2 separate regions of the Homo sapiens genome follow, and region 2 is linked to region 1. Evidence: read pairs that join two places in POLR2A ChIA-PET (ENCODE). Cell type or tissue: K562. All regions are shown on one strand. Links, peaks and the distances in the headings refer to the core of each region. The heading gives the core; the rest is flanking DNA.

The links. ChIA-PET counts read pairs that join two places held together with the same protein. Peaks named below come from ENCODE experiments on the same cell type or tissue, not always from the same donor. Only the 100,000 strongest peaks of a DNase experiment are listed, where the experiment ranks them.
Region 2: POLR2A ChIA-PET joins it to region 1 with 6 read pairs; 8 of 35 experiments call an interaction of 5 or more read pairs at or near these places.

Annotation. Positions count from the first base shown.
Region 1 is chr7:75,967,778-75,976,807 of GRCh38, reverse strand. POR (cytochrome p450 oxidoreductase) reads right to left here. Exons shown (of 16, transcript NM_001395413.1): 3 at 4,347-4,395. Among named protein-coding and RNA genes, the nearest start is that of TMEM120A, 22 kb to the left of the region's middle. In K562, for the core only: no CTCF peak of the experiment used is centred there; DNase peaks (open chromatin) are centred at 4,227, 4,807 and 6,417.
Region 2 is chr7:75,888,918-75,897,947 of GRCh38, reverse strand. RHBDD2 (rhomboid domain containing 2) reads right to left here. Exons shown (of 4, transcript NM_001040456.3): 4 at 9,022-9,030. Among named protein-coding and RNA genes, the nearest start is that of RHBDD2, 14 kb to the right of the region's middle. In K562, for the core only: no CTCF peak of the experiment used is centred there; a DNase peak (open chromatin) is centred at 4,967.

The DNA.
Region 1 (9,030 bases), core at 2,461-7,460:
AAGTTCCTGAATTTTCCACAAATCATTGTTAAATCATTAAAAATTGTTTTTTTTTTTCTTGAGACAGAGTTTTGCTCTTGTCGCCTAGGCTGGAGTGCAGTGGTGCGATCTCGGCTCACTGAAACCTCTGCCTCCTGGGTTCAAGCGATTTTCCTGCCTCAGCCTCCTGAATAGCTGGGATTACAGGTGTCCGTCACCATGCCTGGCTAATTTTTTGTGTTTTTAGTAGAGACAGGGTTTCACCATGTTGGTCCAGCTGGTCTCAAAGCTCCTGACCTCAGGTGATCCGCCCGTCTCAGCCTCCCAAAGTGCTGGGATTACAGACATGAGCCACTGCACCCGGCCAAAAGGATTTTTTTTTTTTTTAGATGGAATCTTGCTCTGTTGGCCAGGCTGGAGTGCAGTGGTGCGATCTTGGCTCAATGCAACCTCCGCCTCCCGGGTTCAAGTGATTCTCCTGCATCAGCCTCCCGAGTACCTGGGACTACAGGTGCATGCCACCACGCCCGGCTAATTTTTGTATTTTTAGTAGAGACAGGGTTTTCGCCCAAAAGGATATTTTAAAATAATCACCGTAAAAATACTTAATAGAAGAGAAAGTGCTCATGATTATCAGGTTAAGAGAACAAAAGATGACCTAAGATAGCAGCTAAATATTTACAGGAGCATCAAAATATATAAAATACCTAGAAATAAACTTTGTAAGAGATGTGTCAGAAGCTACTGAACTACACACAAAGGACTCACGCCAATGGAAAAGCACCCCGATTATGGACAGGGAGTCTCGACCCACAAAAATGGCAGCTCTATTTATGTCACTAGAGAAATGTGGCATGATGTAATAGAAATCTGAACCAGCTGGGTGCAGTGGCTCACACCTGTAATCCCAGTACCCTGGGAGGCCACACCAGGAGGACTGCTTAAGCCCAGGAGTTTGAGAACAGCCTGGGCAACAGAGTGAGACCCAGTCTCTACCAAAAAAAAAAAAAAAAATCTGAACAGCTTTTTTTTCCTCAACAAATTGATCCTAAAAGTCACGGAAAAATAAGTAAGAATCCATATATTAAAACATTATTTGGCAATAAAAAGGAAGTACTAACATATGCTACAGTGTGGGTGAACCTTGAACACGTTGCGCCCAGTGAAAAGAACCCAGAGACCCAGCTATTATTATTATTATTTGACACAGGGTGTAGCTGTTGCCCAGGTTTGAGTCCAGTGGTCACTGCAATCTGTGCCTCCCAAGCTCAAGCTATCCTCCCACTTCAGCCTCTCAGGTAGCGGGGACTATAGGTGCGCACCACTGTGTCCCACTAATTTTTCTATTTTTTGTGGAGATGGGGTTTCGCCATGTTGCCCAGGCTGGTCTCAAACTCCTGGGCTCAAGCGACCTGCCCATCTCGGCCTCCCAAAGTGTTGGGATTACAGGCATGAGCCACTGCGCCCAGCCCAGGAATTAAGTATATGATAAAGGTGGCATTTCAAACCAGTGGGGGAAAGATGGACTCTAATACATGGTGTTTAGACAGCTATGTAAAATGTAGAGTTGGATTCATACCTCACATCTTACATCAGGATAAATTCCCAATAGATCAGATTTTAAATTTTGAATATGAAAAACAAAACCCTAAAAGTACTAGAAAAAAAAAATACAGGAATATCTTTATCTCTTTAGCATGGGGAAGACCTTCAAATTATGACTCTAAGACCAGAAGTCACGAAAAGAAAGAATCATATAGGTGACTCTGTAACTTTTACACAGCAAAACAAATAAAAATGCGATCAGCTAGGTTGAAAGACAAACTTTTTTTTAAGAGATGGAATCTCACTAAAAGACAAACTCTTTAACGGGCAAGATATTTTCAACTTATATCACAGACAAGAGATTCATCTCCCTAATAATTTCAAGGAGAAAGATCAATCCCAACAGAAAAGCAGGCAAAAGATGTGAAGAGAGAATCTATTAAAAAAAGAAAAAAGAGGCTGGGTGCGGTGGTTCAGGCCTGTAATTCCAGAACTTTGGGAGGCCAAGTTGAGTGGATGACCTGAGGTCAGGAGTTCGAGACCAGCCTGGCCAACATGGCAAAACCCTGTCTCTACTGAAAATACAAAAGTTAGCCAGGCATGGTAGCACGCACCTGTAATCCCAGCTACTCAGGAGAATGAGGCATGAGAATTGCTTGAACCCGGGAGGTGGAGATTGCAGTGAGCTGAGATCACACCACTGCACTCCAGCCTGGGCAACAAAGCGAGACCCTGTCTCAAAAAAAAAAAAAAAAAAAAGAAAAGAAAAAAGAAAAAGAAACGAAGCCATCTAGACCTAGGTGGGTGAAAATCTACTGAATCTCATTCATAAAAATGTAAATTACAACTATACTGAGTTTTTTTTTTAAGCCTAGAAAACTGACAAAAATCTAAACTTTAATAACAAACTGTTGGCAAGGCTGTGGGGAACAGTTTTCTCACACGTCGCTATTCTTGAGCGCGTGCCACGGTGTGACTCCTACGGGGACGATTTGTAGCTTCTATCACGATTGCAAACACATCTACCTTCCAATCCAGCAATTCCACTTCTGGGACTGCTTTGTATTTGAAATGTGCAAACCGAGCTACATATTCACAGTGACATTGTTGGTAAGAGCCAAAGAGTAGCAACAGCCCCAGTGCCCATCTTTAATAGGACAGGGTTAAGTGCGTTACAGTGAATCCAGATGGCCATATAATGGAATCATGGTACAGCTAAGATGATGGCAGTATCTTTGTATTGATATGGAAGGATCTTTGAGACATATCAAGTTGTTTTGTGTTCTTTTTTTTTTAAAGCAAGGTCAGCCGGGCGCAGTGGCTCACGCCTGTAATCCCAGCACTTTGGGAGACCGAGGCAGATGGATCACGAGGTCAGCAGTTTGAGACCAGCCTGGTCAACATGGTGAAACCCCGTCTCTACTAAAAATACAAAAATTAGCCAGGCACGGTGGCAGGCGTCTAACCCCAACTACTCCGGAGGCTGATGCGGGAGAATCACTTGAACCGAGGAGGTGAAGGTTGCAGTGAGCCAAGACCGTGCCATTGCACTCCAGCCTGGGCGACAGAGCGAGACTCTGTCTCAAAAAAAAAAAAAAAAAAAAAAAAAGCAAGGTCTGGAACAGTGCACATAGTATGCCACGTTTTGTGTTTTAAGAAAAGTGTAGGCTGGATGCAATGGCTCGCACCTACAGTCCCAGCACTTTGGGAGGCGGAGGCAGAAGGATTGCTTGAGGCCAGGAGTTCAAGACCAGCCTGGGCAACATAGCGAGAACCTGTTCCTATGAAGAATAAATTAAAAAATTAGCCAGGCGTGGTGGTGTGCACCTGTAGTCCCAGCTACTTGGGAGGCTGTGGTAGGAGGATGGCTTGAGTCTAGGAGTTTGAGGCTGCAGTGAGCTATGATGGCGCCGCTGCACTCCAGCCTGGGCAACACAGTGAGACCCTGTCTCTAAAATAAAATAAAGGTTTTTTTAAATTAAAAATAAGAGTCTCTGTTTGTTTTACTTGTATGTTCATACAGGAACTCTAGAAGGATCCATAAATAATAAGAACAGTGGGGATGAGTGGGTGGCAGAGGGGAGCTTTCCACTGAATAGTGGATGTTTTTATTTTAACTATGTAAATGTAGTACTGATGCCTACAATTAAATAGTTAAATTGGCTGGGTGCGGTGGTTCACGCCTGTAATCCCAGCACTTTGGGAGGCTGAGGCGGGCGGATCACCTGAGGTCAGGAGTTCAAGACCAGTCTGGCCAACATGGTGAAATCCCATCTCTATTAAAAATACAAAAATTAGCTGGGCGTGGTGGCACGCACCTGTAATCCCAGCTACTCGGGAGGCTGAGGCACGAGAATGGCTTGAACCCGGGAGGTGGAGCTTGCAGTGAACCGAGATTGCGCCACTGCACTCCAGCCTGGGTGACAGAGCGAGATTCCATCTCAAAAAAAAAAAAGTAACAAAAACAAAGCGGAGAGAAAATGGCAGTGGTGCCACGACCGCAGCTCTGTGAGATTTACCTCTGCTCCTGGACAGGCCAGGGCCAGACGGGAGAAGCTTCGTGAGTTAGAGGGAGGGTCTGTTCTTAGACTTTGGTTTGTTCAAAAAGTAAAGATTCAAGGAAACAAACTGTCCCAGCAACAGCAGAGCTGCTTCAGGGCTTTGGTTAGGCAAGAATGACTCCCAAGCGAGCCGGGCTGCGTTCCCTCTCCTGGCCACCGGGACATCCTCTATGCGGTGACGCCAGCCGTCTGCTAGACTTGATTACATGCCCATCGGGGCCGAGGCTTCCTGAGAAGAGTAAAGACATGCAGGAAACTCACCGTTTTCTTCATCTTTTCCACAAAGCTGCTCTCTCTGACAGAGGAGGTCCTGCAAGACAAAAGTGTGCAATGAGCGTGGGAGGCAGGTGTCATGGGACACAGGTGTCACGGGACGTGGGTGTCCTTAGATGCAGGTTTCATGGGATGCTGTGGCAGCACAGGGAGGGGACATTCCAGCTTTGTCCCGTGCCACTCCCCAGGGGCTAAGCCAGCAGCTGGCCTCTAATCCAACACCAGGGCTCCCAGGCCTCCCGCACCAGCTCACCCTTCCCATTTCCCCTACAGTAAAGCCTCTTGCGACACCAGTGCTTTGCAAAGCCAAGACCTCTCCTGCACCCAGATAGATATGGGCTTGTTTCCCTCAAGGAAGAGCCAAGGTTTCCACTTCCCTCTTCCTCCCCACCCACAGCCCAGGTCCCCACGGCCTGACCTCAGCCTGACCTTCCACCTCTTCACCTCTTCCTTCTCCAGCCCCTGCCTCTCACATCTGCCACTTCCCTGCTCCGCTCTTCAACAGCTCCCACGACCCATGGGATCCGGGCACATGAGTCCCCTCAGAGTCTGTCTCCAGCGTCACCTGCCACTCCCCTCCACAAACCAAGCTTGATGCCTAATTCACACCCCCTCCCTGCATGGTGGCCTCAGAATCCTGTGCACGCCATCGCTTCCACCCAGAGCCTTCCTGCCACAGTCCCCTCACCTGGCTGACCCCCGCTCTGCCCTCAAGGTCCTGCGCAAGGGTCAGCTCCCCTGGGATTCAAAGACCCCCTCTGCTTCCCCTGCACTGGGCCACATTTCATTTTTCCCTTCTCTGCGTTCCTGGGACTACAGCCCTCACCTTGGTCCATCCCCTCCAGAGGGCAGCCTGGTGCCCGCCAGCCTCAGGATCAGGCTGGGGTGACACAATCTTCTGTCCACTGTCCACTTCTGGCCTTCTACCCCCGCACCACCCCTCACCCCGCCCCATTTTCCGTTCTTCTGTTTCCTTCTGACCCTTGCCCCAAGCCTGCAGGGCCAGAGGAACAAGCCCAGTGCCCCTTGCCCAGGACTTTCAAGCTGAAGGAGGTGAAAAACGCTGGCTGAATACAGCAAGGTGGGAAACACCTTCCTCTGGGTGGTGGAGATTTGAAATATGGCCATTCTGAATCAAGTGACAAACCTGAAGATGAAAATACATTTTTGTATTTAAAATGACATTTTTGGTCGGGCATAGTGGCTCATGCACGTAATTCCAGCACTTTGGGAGGTTGAGGCGGGAGGATCACTTGAGTCAGGAGTTTGAGCCCAGCCTGACCAACATGGCAAAACCCCGTCTCTACTAAAAATACAAAAATTAGCCGGGCCTGGTGACGCGCACCTGTAATCTCACCTACTCGGGAGGCTGAGGCAGGAGAATCACTTGAACTAGGGAGGCGGAGGTTGCAGTGAGCCGAGATCACGCCACTGTACTCCAGCCTGGGCAACAGAGTGAGAATCTGTCTCAAAAAATAAAATAAAATAAAATAAAATAAAATAAAATAAAAAACGCCATTAAAGGAAGGAAAGGCAAGCTGCAGTGTGGGAGAGGATATTTGTAATGTACTTATATGTGGGCAAAAGACTTTGATCGAGAATGTAAGAAAGCCCTACAAATCAACAGGAAAAAGACAAATCCTCCATCAGAAAAACTATCAAAAGACTTGAAGAGGCATTTTCTTTTTCTTTTTTTTTTTTGAGATGGAGTCTCGCTTTGTCGCCCAGGCTGGAGTGCAGTGGCACGATCTTGGCTCACTGCAACTTCCAAGAAGAGGCATTTTCTTAAAGAGAGTATCCAAGAACCTAGCTCAGTGGCCGACACTTGTAATGCCAGCACTTTGGGAAACCAAGGTGGGAGGATCACTTGAGGCCAGTTTGAGACCAGCCTGGGTAAAACAGCAATACTCTACCTCTAAAAAAAAAAATTTTTTTTAATTAGCCCGGTGTGGTGGTCTGTGCCTGTGGTCCCAGCTACTCAGGAGGCTGAGGTGGGAGGATCCCTTGAACCTGGGTGTTTGAAGCTGCAGTGGGCGATGATCTCACCACTGTGCGATCACATGACCGTGCGGTGCGATCATAGCTCACTGCAGCTTCAAACACCCGGGTTCCAGCCCGGGAGACAGAGGGAGACCCTGTAAATCAACCAACCAACCGATATAAATAAACAGAAGTGGTACATGTGGGGCCCGACTGATTGATTTTGAAGCCTCCAACAATAAGGATAATTAGAATAGCTACACCCTGAGTAAGGGGACCCCAGCAGAGCAGATATTTTAAACAAGAGAAAAGTGGCCGATTCTGAACACCCCTCCCGCAGTGGCCCGGCCCCATTTCCCACCTCTCTGGGCTACGCTAAGCTACTCACATTTCCACGCGGCTCCCTGGGCCTACAAGGCCCTTCCTGTGACCCCTTCCCACCTTCTACTCATCCTTTACCACAGAACTTAACTTTCCTCTCCCAGAGGCCGTCCCTGCCCCTCACGCAGCAACGCTACTGTCGCCGTCTTCGCTGTGGCACACACACTGGTCGGCCAAGGCACTTTACTCTGCACATTCCTGTGGCTTAACTGGAAGCCTGGGTTGAATAACCTTGGGGGCTGTCTGTGTATCCCTGCCATGAGCGCGACGCCTAGCACACGGCACAGGACGCCGTGTCTCCTCCTAGGGTGGCCAGCCCTGAGTTCTCTGTCCAGCACGAGGCTGGCAGGGGCGGACTAAGAGGCTGTTGAGGGCACTTCTCACTCCCTAGCCACCTCTGAGGTCTGACCTGGCATCAGCTGAAAAGCCAACCCCTATCTCTACTCAAAGGACAGATGCTTCCAGGGAAGTTCCATCTCCAACAAAGTGGATCTGAAGATTTGCTGAAGAAAAGGACAAGAGCAAACTCCAGTGCCCCGTGAGTGCCTGGCGGGTAACACAGGCCAGCCAGGTGGGGGCACGGGAGGCACTGCGCCAGGCACCGAGGGCATGAGACTAGAACGAGACAACCTGTGACTTCACAGGCCCAATCCTCCAGCCAGGGGAAGACAGCCTCCGAGGAGGATCCCAGCAAGATGGGAAGAGCCACGTGGCAGGGCGGACCTGGCTTTAAATCCTGGCTCTGACACTAGACAGGCACGGGACTGCACAGGCCCCGCCCCTCTCGTGCCCACACTATTATTAAAGAGCTGCATCTGGTTATTGCAGCCTCCCCAGTGCCTGACTGGGGAACTTGGTTAACACCCAGTAGAAAAAAGGGCATTCCCTGGAAGGCGGTCAGCCTGTGATTTCAAAGACATCCATGGCACAAGGTGGCATGTGCTAAGACCACATAGATGGATGGCACAGTTCACGCCACAGGGACGGATGGGACAGGACAGGTTCACGCCACAGGGCTTCAAAGGGAGCAGACGCTTATGGCTGAAGAAACCGGGAAAGGCCTCTTGGACGAGCTGGGCTGTCTTCTCAGGAATAGAAAACGGCCCCCTGGAGAGACAGCCCCACGGGAAGCGGGGTGCCAAGGGATGGCAACTTCCAAGCTCGGCTCCCATCCCAGAAGCCCGGCAAGTGGCGGGGGAGGAGGGCTTCCATGTGACCTCCTGACGCAGTTGGACAAAGCAGAATGCCAGGCTGGCTGGCCCTGGGAGTGGACAGGGGAGCCTCTGGGCTGGAACGTCAGAGTGGACAAGGTGTGCCAGCCTGCTCTGCCCCAAGGCTAGGGTTCACCCAGGAAGTGTGAGTGGTCCAGGGGGGAAAAGGGAACCCAAGGAGCTGGAGGCGGACCTGTGCCTCTAGGTCACCGGCGCAACACAGAACAATTCCTTCAAGTTCCTGCTGGTTAAACCCATCCTGCCGGGGAGGGTGCCAGGAAACTCCCTTCCCAACCCAAGGCCCTGCTGGGGGCTCCAAGAAGCAAAGTTCACGGGCTTAGCCCGAGAGGGCCCACACTGGACTGCTCTGAATGGGCTCCATTCCATCGGAGGACCTCAGACCTGGATTTGCATGGGGGACCTGATTATTTATAGGCAGAGAAGAGGGTGCATGAGGCCTTCCTGGTCTCCAGTCCAAATTCCTTCCTTTGGAAGCAGGGAAATGCAGCGTGCAAGTCCTGGACCAGAGGGGCCACCAGTGCCTAGGCCTGGCTGAGTCCCTCGCCAGAGACAGGGGCAGCAACCCTGGGAATGGCTGACCTTGCTGTTAACTCCAGGCAGCCGCATCTTCAGGCCTCCAGCAGGTCCCCGCCAGGAGGAAGTCTCCCACACTCGAGTGAGGGTGCAGGCGTCCCCTGGCCAAGGGGCATGAGGGCAGTCTGCCGCCAGGGACAGTGTCAGGAACTGACCTTCTCAGAGCGGGCTCCTCAGGTGGAGACGAGTACGTGCACCCCATGGCTTCTCACTCTCAGCTCCAGGACTTAAGGAAAAAGGAGGGTCACAGCTCTCTCCTGGACACCAGCAGGGGCCAGCAGATGGAAAGTTCGGCCCTGTGCATCCCCTGTTCCGTACTGGTGAGGAAGTTGCCTGGGCCCGTGGCCTCAAAGTGCTCCTGGACACCCCAAAGTCCTCTCGGAATTTCCCTGAGCTCCTGCCTGCGTCTGCCCCCATGAGCCCAAGAACTCTGCAACATCTGGAGCCCCAGCAGGCAGGACTCAGGATTCCAGAGTGAAGCCTCCCATGAGTCCCTGCACCGGGCA
Region 2 (9,030 bases), core at 2,361-7,360, 79 kb after region 1:
TCCCAAACTGCTGGGATTATAGGCATGAGCCACCATGCCTGGCCTACTATTTTTGTTATTTATTATTATTATTTTTTTTAGCAGAATCTCACTCTGTCACCCAGGCTGGAGTTCAGGAGCACAATCTTGGCTCACTGCAACCTCTGCCTCCCACGTTCAAGCCACTCTTGTGGCTCAGCCTCCCAAGTAGCTGGGATTACAGGCATGCACCACGATGCCTGGCTAATGTTTCTATTTTTAGTAGAGATGAGGTTTTGCCATGTTGGCCAGGCTGGTCTCGAACTCCTGACCTCAAGTGATCCACTCCCCTCGGCCTCCCAAAGTGCTGGGATTACAGGCATGAGCCACTGCTCCTGGCCTATTATTTTTTTTGAGACAGGGTCTTGCTCTGTCGCCAAGGCTGGAGTGCAGGGGCACAATCTGGGTTCACTTCAGTCTCTACCTCCTGGGCTCAGGCAATCCTCCCATCTCACCCCCCTGAGTAGCTGGGACCACAGGCACACTAATTGGGCATTTTCACATAAGCAAGCTTTTCACTGTTACAACCAACTACAGATGGGGAAACTGAGGCTCAGAGAGGCAGAGTGACTTGCTTAAGACTATGCATTTTGTCCCTGATGGGGCCTGAATCACAACATTGCAACCAGGCTGTGGGTGGACCCCACACAGTGGGCCTTCAACACAACTGGATGTCTGGGGAGCAAAGGTTGGAACTGCTGACAGAGGCCCTGCTGACGGAGCCGCTCTGGCCTCCAAGACAGCTGCCAGCGGAAGCCCCTATGTGGACCTCTCCTGGGGGGGTGGAGGGGAGGCAGCTGTAGGCTGTGACCTTCTGAGGATGACCTTCACTGCCAGGCAGGTTCAGGATGAAAGGTGGCCCTGGCATTTGCAGTGATTTTGACCAGCCTGGGTCAGATAGCACCCGCGTGTCCTACATTCTAGATTTAGTGAACAAAAACACAGGACTCAGCTTTCTCTCCTTCCCTGGGACTCACGTCAAGGCCTAGGAGTCCTTGAGGGCAGAAATCCAGGGCCTGGTCCCATCCTTTGAAAATGTGTGAAATGCAGGGGTGAGGGGAGGGAGCCATGCAGGCAGCCTCCTTAGCTGGTGCTGGAGGAAACTGACCATTCCCTGCTTCCTGGCTTCAAACTCATGTTCATTCACAGAGCACGGGGCTGCGGGCTGCAAAGAAAGAGCCCCACAGAACTTGGAGGACAGCAAGGAAGGCACACAGATACCCGCCAGCTTACTGAGCAGGACAGGTGCTCTGTGGGGTATTGGAGATGCCCTGGGTTAGCGGGGACAGAGTGGAGCAGACACTAACCTGTCATTTCATCCATGCCACAGCTGGTTGGGGGAGGTCTCCATGCTTGTCCCTGCCATGGGACATAAAGGGCCTGGTCTCAGCACTGCCCTGTGCAACATCTGATCTACTGTCCTCAAAGCCTCCGTACATCCCGATGGTCCTCCTGGCACTGGCTTCTGTTCCCAGTGCACAGCGCGGCTTCTCACCAACCTCACTCTTTCTCATTCTGCAGCCAGAAAGCCTGCAAGGCCCCCCAAGTCATCCCAAGCATTGGCCCTGGGAATAGCACCTCCATCTTGATTTTTTTTAATGAGCCAGAGTCTCATCTTCTTGCCCAGGCTGGAGCACAGTGGTGCGATCATAGCTCACTGCAGCCTCAACCTCCTGGGCTCAAGTGATCCTCCTGCCTCAGCCTCCCTAGTAGCTGGAACTACAGGTACGCCACCACACCTGGCTAATTAAAAAATTTTGGGGGCTGGGTGAAGTGGCTTACGCTTGTAATCTCAGCACTTTGGAAGGCCGAGATGAGTGGGATCACGAGGTCAGGAGTTCAAGACCAGCCTGGCCAACATGGTGAAACCCCGTCTCTACTAAAAAAACACAAAAAGTACCTGAGTGTGGTGGCACACACCTGTACCCCCAGCTACTCAGGAGGCTGAGGCAGGAGAATCGCTTGAACCCGGGAGGTGGAGGTTGTAGTGAACTGAGATTGCGCCACTGCACCCCAGCCTGGGTGACAGAGTAAGACTCTGTCTCAAAAAAATAATAATAAAAAAATAAAAATAAATTTTGGCCAGGCACAGTGGCTCACACCTGTAATCCCAGAACTTTGGGAGGCCAAGGTGGGTGGATCACCTGAGGTCAGGAGTTTGAGATCAGCATGGCAAACATTGTGAAACCCCATCTCTACTAAAAACGCAAAAAAAAAAAAAAAAATTAGCCGGGCGTGGTGGTGTGCACCTGTAATTCCAGCTAGTTAGGAGGCTGAGGCAGGAGAATCACTTGAACCCAGAGGTGGAGGTTGAGTAAGTTGATACCATGTCACTGCACTCCAGCCTGGGCGACAGAGCAAGACTACTCAAAAAAAAAAAAAAAAAAAAATTTTTTTTTGGCTGGGCGCGGTGGCTCATGCCTGTAACGCCAACACTTTGGGAGGCCTAGGCGGGAGGATTGCTTGAGCCCAGGAGTTCAAGACCAGCCTGGGTCATATAGAAAGACCCAACCTCTACAAAAATTAGCCAGGTGTGGTGGTGTGCACCTGAAGTTTCAGCAACTTGGGGGGCTCAGGTGAGGTGAGAGGATCGCTTGAGCCTGGGAATTCTGGGCTGTGGGGAGCCATGTTTGTGCCACTGTCATTCCAGCCTGGGTGACAAAGGGAGACCTCCATCTCACATAATTTTTTTTTTTTTTGTAGAGTTGGGGGTCTCACAATGTCGTGCAGGCTGTTCTCAAACTCCTGGTCTCAAGAGATTTTCCCACCTCCACCTCACAAACTGCGGGGATTACAGGCATCGGCCACCGTGCCCAGCCTGTAACAAATTGTTAAACAGACAACTATAATTTCATGACAAGGCTGGGCATGGTGGCTCACTTCTGTAATCCCAGCACTTTGGGAGGCTGAGGTGGGCAGATCGCTTGAGGTCAGGAGTTCAAGACCAACCTGGCCAACATGGTGAAACCCCATCTATACTAAAAATACAAAAATTAGGCCAGGCGCAGTGGCTCACGCTTGTAATCCCAGCACTTTGGGAAGCTGAGGCGGGCAGATCACGAGATCAGGAGTTCAAGACCAGCCTGGTCAATATGGTGAAACTCTGCCTCTACTAAAAATACAAAAATTAGCCGGGCGTGGTGGCGCACGCCTGTAATCCCCGCTACTTTGGAGGCTTGAACTCAGGAGGCAGAGGTTGCAGTGAGCTGAGATCATGCCATTGCACTCCAGCCTGGGCGACAGAGCGAGCCTCCGTCACAAAAAAACAAAAAACAAAAACAAACAAAAAAACAAACAAAATTTAGCCGGCCATGGTGGCAGGTGCCTGTAGTCCCAGCTGCTCAGGATGCTGAGGCAGGAGAGTCGCTTGAACCCAGGAGGTGGAGGTTGCAGTGAGCCGAGATCGTACCACTGCACTCCAGCCTGGGCAACAGAGCGAGACTCTGTCTCGAAATAATAATAATAATAATAATAATAATAATAATAATAATAATAATTTCATGAGAAACCATAAGGCCGAGTTCACATTCCTAGTCCTCAGAGTTCCACGCTTGGGGATGTGGTGTCACTTGTCCCCACTCCCCGGCCCCATGGGCCACTGGCTGCCTTTCTCTTCCCACCGCTGCTCAGTCTGCACCATTTGGGGCCTCCTGCACCCTCCCCCCTTAGATGTCCTGGCCCACACACTCACACTTGGGACACACCCTCTGCCAACAGCAGCCCCTGGGCCTGGGATGGGCACACTGCTGGGGGATTTGTCCTCAGGAGGATGGACTCGGGTTGAGGTCCACAACACCCCTAGAGCCAGGCAGGGGGCCCTAAGAGCAGAGAATTCCAGGATCCCAGGGCGTGCTCCAGAAGCCAGGAGCATGGGTTTCAGGCTAGCATGGCCCTGAGAAGCACAGGAACCAGGCAGGGGCCCCTTTGCTCAGGCCCAAAGACCATAGTGTGCAAAGGCATGCATGCGTATGCACACACATACACACACTCACATACACTTCCCATGTCAAGGTTTGTCTGCAGAGGGAGCTTCACCCACCCATCTTCCTAGCTCATCTTTCCAGCTCTCCCTGTCCTGTCCTGGACCTCTGGGCCTTTCCCCAGGACCTTCTCCCCTACCTTTTGTGTTTGAGAGAGTCTCGCTCTGTCACCCAGGCTGGAGTACAGTGTCACGATCTTGGCTCACTGCAACCTCTGCTTCCCAGGTTCAAGTGATTCTCCCACCTCAGCCTCCCAAGTAGCTGGGACTGTAGGCGCCTGCCACTACACCTGGCTAATTTCTTTTGTATTGTTTGGTAAAGACGGGGTTTCGCCATCTTGGCCAGGTGCAGGTCTCCAACTCCTGATCTCAAGTGACCCACCGAACTGGGCCTCCCAAAGTGCTGGGATAACAGGCGTGAGCCACCACACCTGGCCTAAATTAGCCAGGCATGGTGGCGCATGACTGTAATCCCAGCTACTCGGGTGGCTGAGGCACGAGGATTGCTTGAACCTGGGAGGCGGAGGTTGCAGTGAGAAAGCAAACCTCCTTCTCTTTGCTGGCTTCCTCGAGAGGGCAGAGAGGGGAAGAGTGTGGGGCACTCAGGTCGTGGGACATCTGGGCTCCCTCCTTTCAGTGGGGAGTCTGGCTCTGTCCTCCCCAACCTCTACCGGTAGGTAACCTTTCTGTGCACCTGGAGCCCTGTGAGTGAACAAAATATGGACCACACCTGGGAGCAACAAAGGACTCACAGGAGCCTCAAGGGTTTTAAATTGCCTTTCCTGCCAACCGCAGGAATGCGCCCTGGCCAGGCATAGAGAGGAGGAGTGGGCCTGTCACATGGCACTGAGAAAGTGCAGCTCACCTTTCCGCCGAGATGCCAGCCACGTGAAAGAGCCAGTCCCCCGGGGTGAGGCCTGGGGCTCAGGCACTGGGCTCAGACTCCCTGGCCCCAGTTCTGTGCACAGTAAAATGATCAGAGAAACCTTATCGTGGTCACTACCACCCACAGCGTCAAGTTGAAACCCTCAGGCTGGCCTTCCAAGCCCTTCCCACCCCGGCCTGGGTGGCCTCTCCACGTCCTCTGAGCCAGCCCTGTGTAATCTCCCACACTCCACTTTCTTGTCCTAACAGGCGGGACACAGCTGTTTTTGGTGCACACCGCCCTCTTCCCCTGGAACGTCTTTTTCTTTTCTTTTTCTTTCTTTTTTTTCTGAGACAGTATTTCTCTGTCACCCAGGCTGGACTGCAGTTGCACAATCTCGGCTCACTGTAACCTCTCGTGTTCAAGCAATTATCCTGCCTCAGCCTCCTGAGTAGCTGGGATTACAGGTGTGCACCAGCACACCCAGCTAATTTTTGTATTTTGAGCAGAGATGGGGTTTCGCCATGTTGGCCAGGCTGGTCTGGAACGCCTGACCTCGTGATCCAGCAGCCCTGGCCTCCCAAAGTGCTGGGGTTACAGTCGTGAGCCACCACGCCCAGCCTGGAACATCTTTTTCTACGTTCCATAGGTCTGGCCAGCCCTTGAGGCCAGCAGAGACCTTGCCTGGGTCCTACAGGACTGGCTGCTTCTCCCAGAACTGGTACCTCCTGGCATTACCGTGGGTTTCTGTCTCCCTTAGAGACTGTGCTGGGACCAGGTCTTAGTCACCTCTGTGTCCCCAGCCCCTGGGATAAGGCCAGAATGTAGTACATGCTCAGTAATTATTTGATGAGAGAATGAATGAGTGAGCGAATGAATGAATGCGTGAAAGGGTGAGGGAGGGGGTGACCAGGACTCAGGCTCCTGGGATCTGTGGCCTTTGGCTGTGAGTTCCCCATTAGGCCAGGCAGACAGGTCATCAGGACGCAGAGCACCAAGCAATAAGCATGGGTGGGGCCTCCCAAGCCCACGCTGTCCTTGTGCAGATGTCCAGGGCAACAAACATTTATTGAGCACCTGCTGTTTGCATCACCCGTGCCATGCTCCTGCAGCCACTTTGTCATGTTGGGTGGGCGTGCTTGGCCCATTCCCTCCTGGCTCTCTGTTCTCCCTGTCCACCTGGAAGCTCTTCACCTGCTTCTCTTCTTGGATTCCTTCAGGTCTCAGCAGAAATGTCACCTTCCCAGGGAGGCCATCCTTGACCACTGGATTTACAGTTGCTGCTCTTTTTTTTTTTTTCTGTGACAGAGTCTCACTCTGTTGCCCAGGCTGGAGTGCAGTGGTGCGATCTCAGCTCACTGCAACCTCCACCTCCTGGATTCGAGTGATTCTCCCGCCTCAGCCTCGCGGGTAGCTGGGACTAGAGGCGCCCGCCACCACGCCCGGCTAATTTTTTTTTTTTTTTTTTTTAGTAGAGATGGTTTTTCACTATGTTGACCAGACTGGTCTTGAACTCCTGACCTCAAGTGATCTGCCCGCCTCAGCCTCCCAAAGTGTGGGATTACAGGCGTGAGCCACTGTGCCCGGCATGTTCTTTAAATGAAAGAATGATTCAGTAAACAGATGGGCGTGTGAAGGAATGACATAGCTCAACCCACGGCTCCCACAGCCTTTATCTTGCCTTGTAATTACCTGCAAATCAACTTCCTACACGGTACTCAGTTCCTTAGAGCAGGGGTTCGCAACCTCAGGGACCACCAACTGGCACCAGTCTACCCATCTGTCACTGTCTCCCATCACCCCCAGATGGGACCCTCTAGTTGCAGGAAAACAAGCTCAGGGCTCCCACTGATTCTGCATTATGGTGAGTTGTATAATTATTTCATTGTATATTAACAATGTAATAATAAAGTGCACAATAAATGGAATGCACTTGAATCATCCTGAAACCATCCCCATACCTGTCTGTGGAAAAATTATCTTCCACGAAACCGGTCCCTGGTGCCAAAAAAGTTGGGGACCACTGCCTTAGAGTATAAGGGCAAGCCTTTCTTCTGATGTCCGCGCTGAGGAGCAGAGCCTACCTGAGGTTTGCAGAGCGAGCAGGGCATGAATCTGCTTCTCTGCTGCCCTCCGCCAACCGAGCAGGGAAACTGATAATGTCTGGAAGCTTCTCTGGCCGCTGTGGGTCCTGCCCTGTCTGGGGATGGGAGGGGAGGGGTTTCCAGCATGTTGGGGGTAATGCTTTCACTTATGCTTAATGAGCTGTGCTCTCCATCCTCCTAACAGCCAGAGGACATGGTTAGTACCCTCCCACCCTCCCTCCACAGCCCCCCTCTCTTTCCATGGAAGGGTTGGTCCTCAGGATCCTGCTGATCCCCAGCTTGTCAGGCCATGCTGGGCTGGGGGCCTCCTCTGCGCCCCTGAAGTGCTGCTTCGCCCCATCACAGCTTTGCAGGGCACTGAATGACAAATGTTTTTTTTTGAGAGGGAGTCTTGCTCTGTCACCCAGGCTGGAGTGCAGTGGTGTGACCTCAGTTTGCTGCAACCTCTGCCTCCTGGGTTCAAGCAATTCTCTTGCCTTGGCCTCCCGAGTAGCTGGGACTACAGGCGTGTGCCACCATGCTCAGCTAATTTTTTTTTTTGAGATGGAGTCTCACTCTGTCACTCAGGCTGGAGTGCAGTGGCATGATCTCGGCTCACTGCAACCTCCGCCTCCCTGCCTCAGCCTCCCGGATAGCTGTGATTACAGGCGCCCACCACCACGCCCGGCTAATTTTTGTAAATAGAGACAGGGTTTCACCATCTTAGCCAGGCTGGTCTTGAATTCCTGACCTCGTAATCCACCAGCCTTGGCCTCCCAAAGTGCTAGGATTACAGATGTGAGCCACTGCGCCCGGCCAATTTTTGCATTTTTAGTAGAGATGGGATTTCACCATGTTGGCCAGGCTGGTCTTGAACTCCTGACCTCAAGCGATCCGCCCACCCAGACCTCCCAAAGTGCTGGAATGACAGGCGTGAGTCACTGAGCCCGGCCTGAATGATAATTATTTTCCATTTCTTCTGCTCCAATGAGCTCCCCAAGGGCGGGCATCACCTATTCATCCGTTCATTCCACTCATATTTATTGAGTGCCAGGCCCCATGCTAGGGGCTCCCTGCGCACATGGGGCTCATCATCATTGAGCCTCCGGCTTGGCACAGAATCAGTGAATGGTTTCCGGACATGGGCATATTAGTGGATGATTTGACAGGCAAATGGGAGAAGGGGTTGGGATGGCCTCCAGAGCTTCCAAAATGCACGTGAGGGTGAGAAAGGGTCCCACTGTGAGCTGACTCCAGGCTGTGTTGTGCATTGTGGCCAGACTAAGGAAAAGTCCCAAGGAACAAAGAGATTTAAAAACCAGGGCCACACACAGTGGCACACCCTCTCACCCCAGCGCAGGCCCCTTCTTGCTCATGTCTGAGGCCCCCCCAGGCGTGGGCCCGTCACGGCCCCACCCTCACCAGGCTGGATGGGCTTGGGGTTCTGTCTTATACATGTCCAAAGACCTAAAACCTATCAGAAAGCCAGTCTAGAATGGGCCATCCAGCTCCTGGGATAAATGAAGGCCACGTGTTACTAGGTCCACAAAACACCAGGCAGCTGGCATGCCTTCTCAACACAGCCTGCCGTGAGGAGCCCCAGCTGTCCTCAAGGGCTGGCCAGGTGAGTGACAGCTCAGCCACACTCATCAGTGCCCTGCACTGTCTCATAGAGGCCCCCCGCCCCTCACTCCTGGTTCCTGGTCAACATGGCCAACAGGAGACACTGGTGGTAAAGCCAGCGTCTTCTCCCGTCTTGCTTCAGGGACATCGCCAGCAGTGCCCATGTCCTTCTTGGCACAGCCCTGCCAGCAGCCCTCCTAACTGTAGTCCCAGCTTCTGGGCTCTGGCAACACCCCTCTCTCTCAGGGCAGCAGTGGCTCCTGCTGGTACCCATCTCAGTTGCCTGCTCCCCACGAGACCCCCATTCCTGACCCACTGGGCCCTGGTCACCTGCCTGACCTGGCCCTGGTGCATCTCTCCTCTCTGCCGCCACACCACACATTGCCACTGCCCAGATCTCAGCGCACTCCCTCTTCCCCAGCCAGACCACAAAGGAAGCACACGCCAGCACGGCAGGTCAG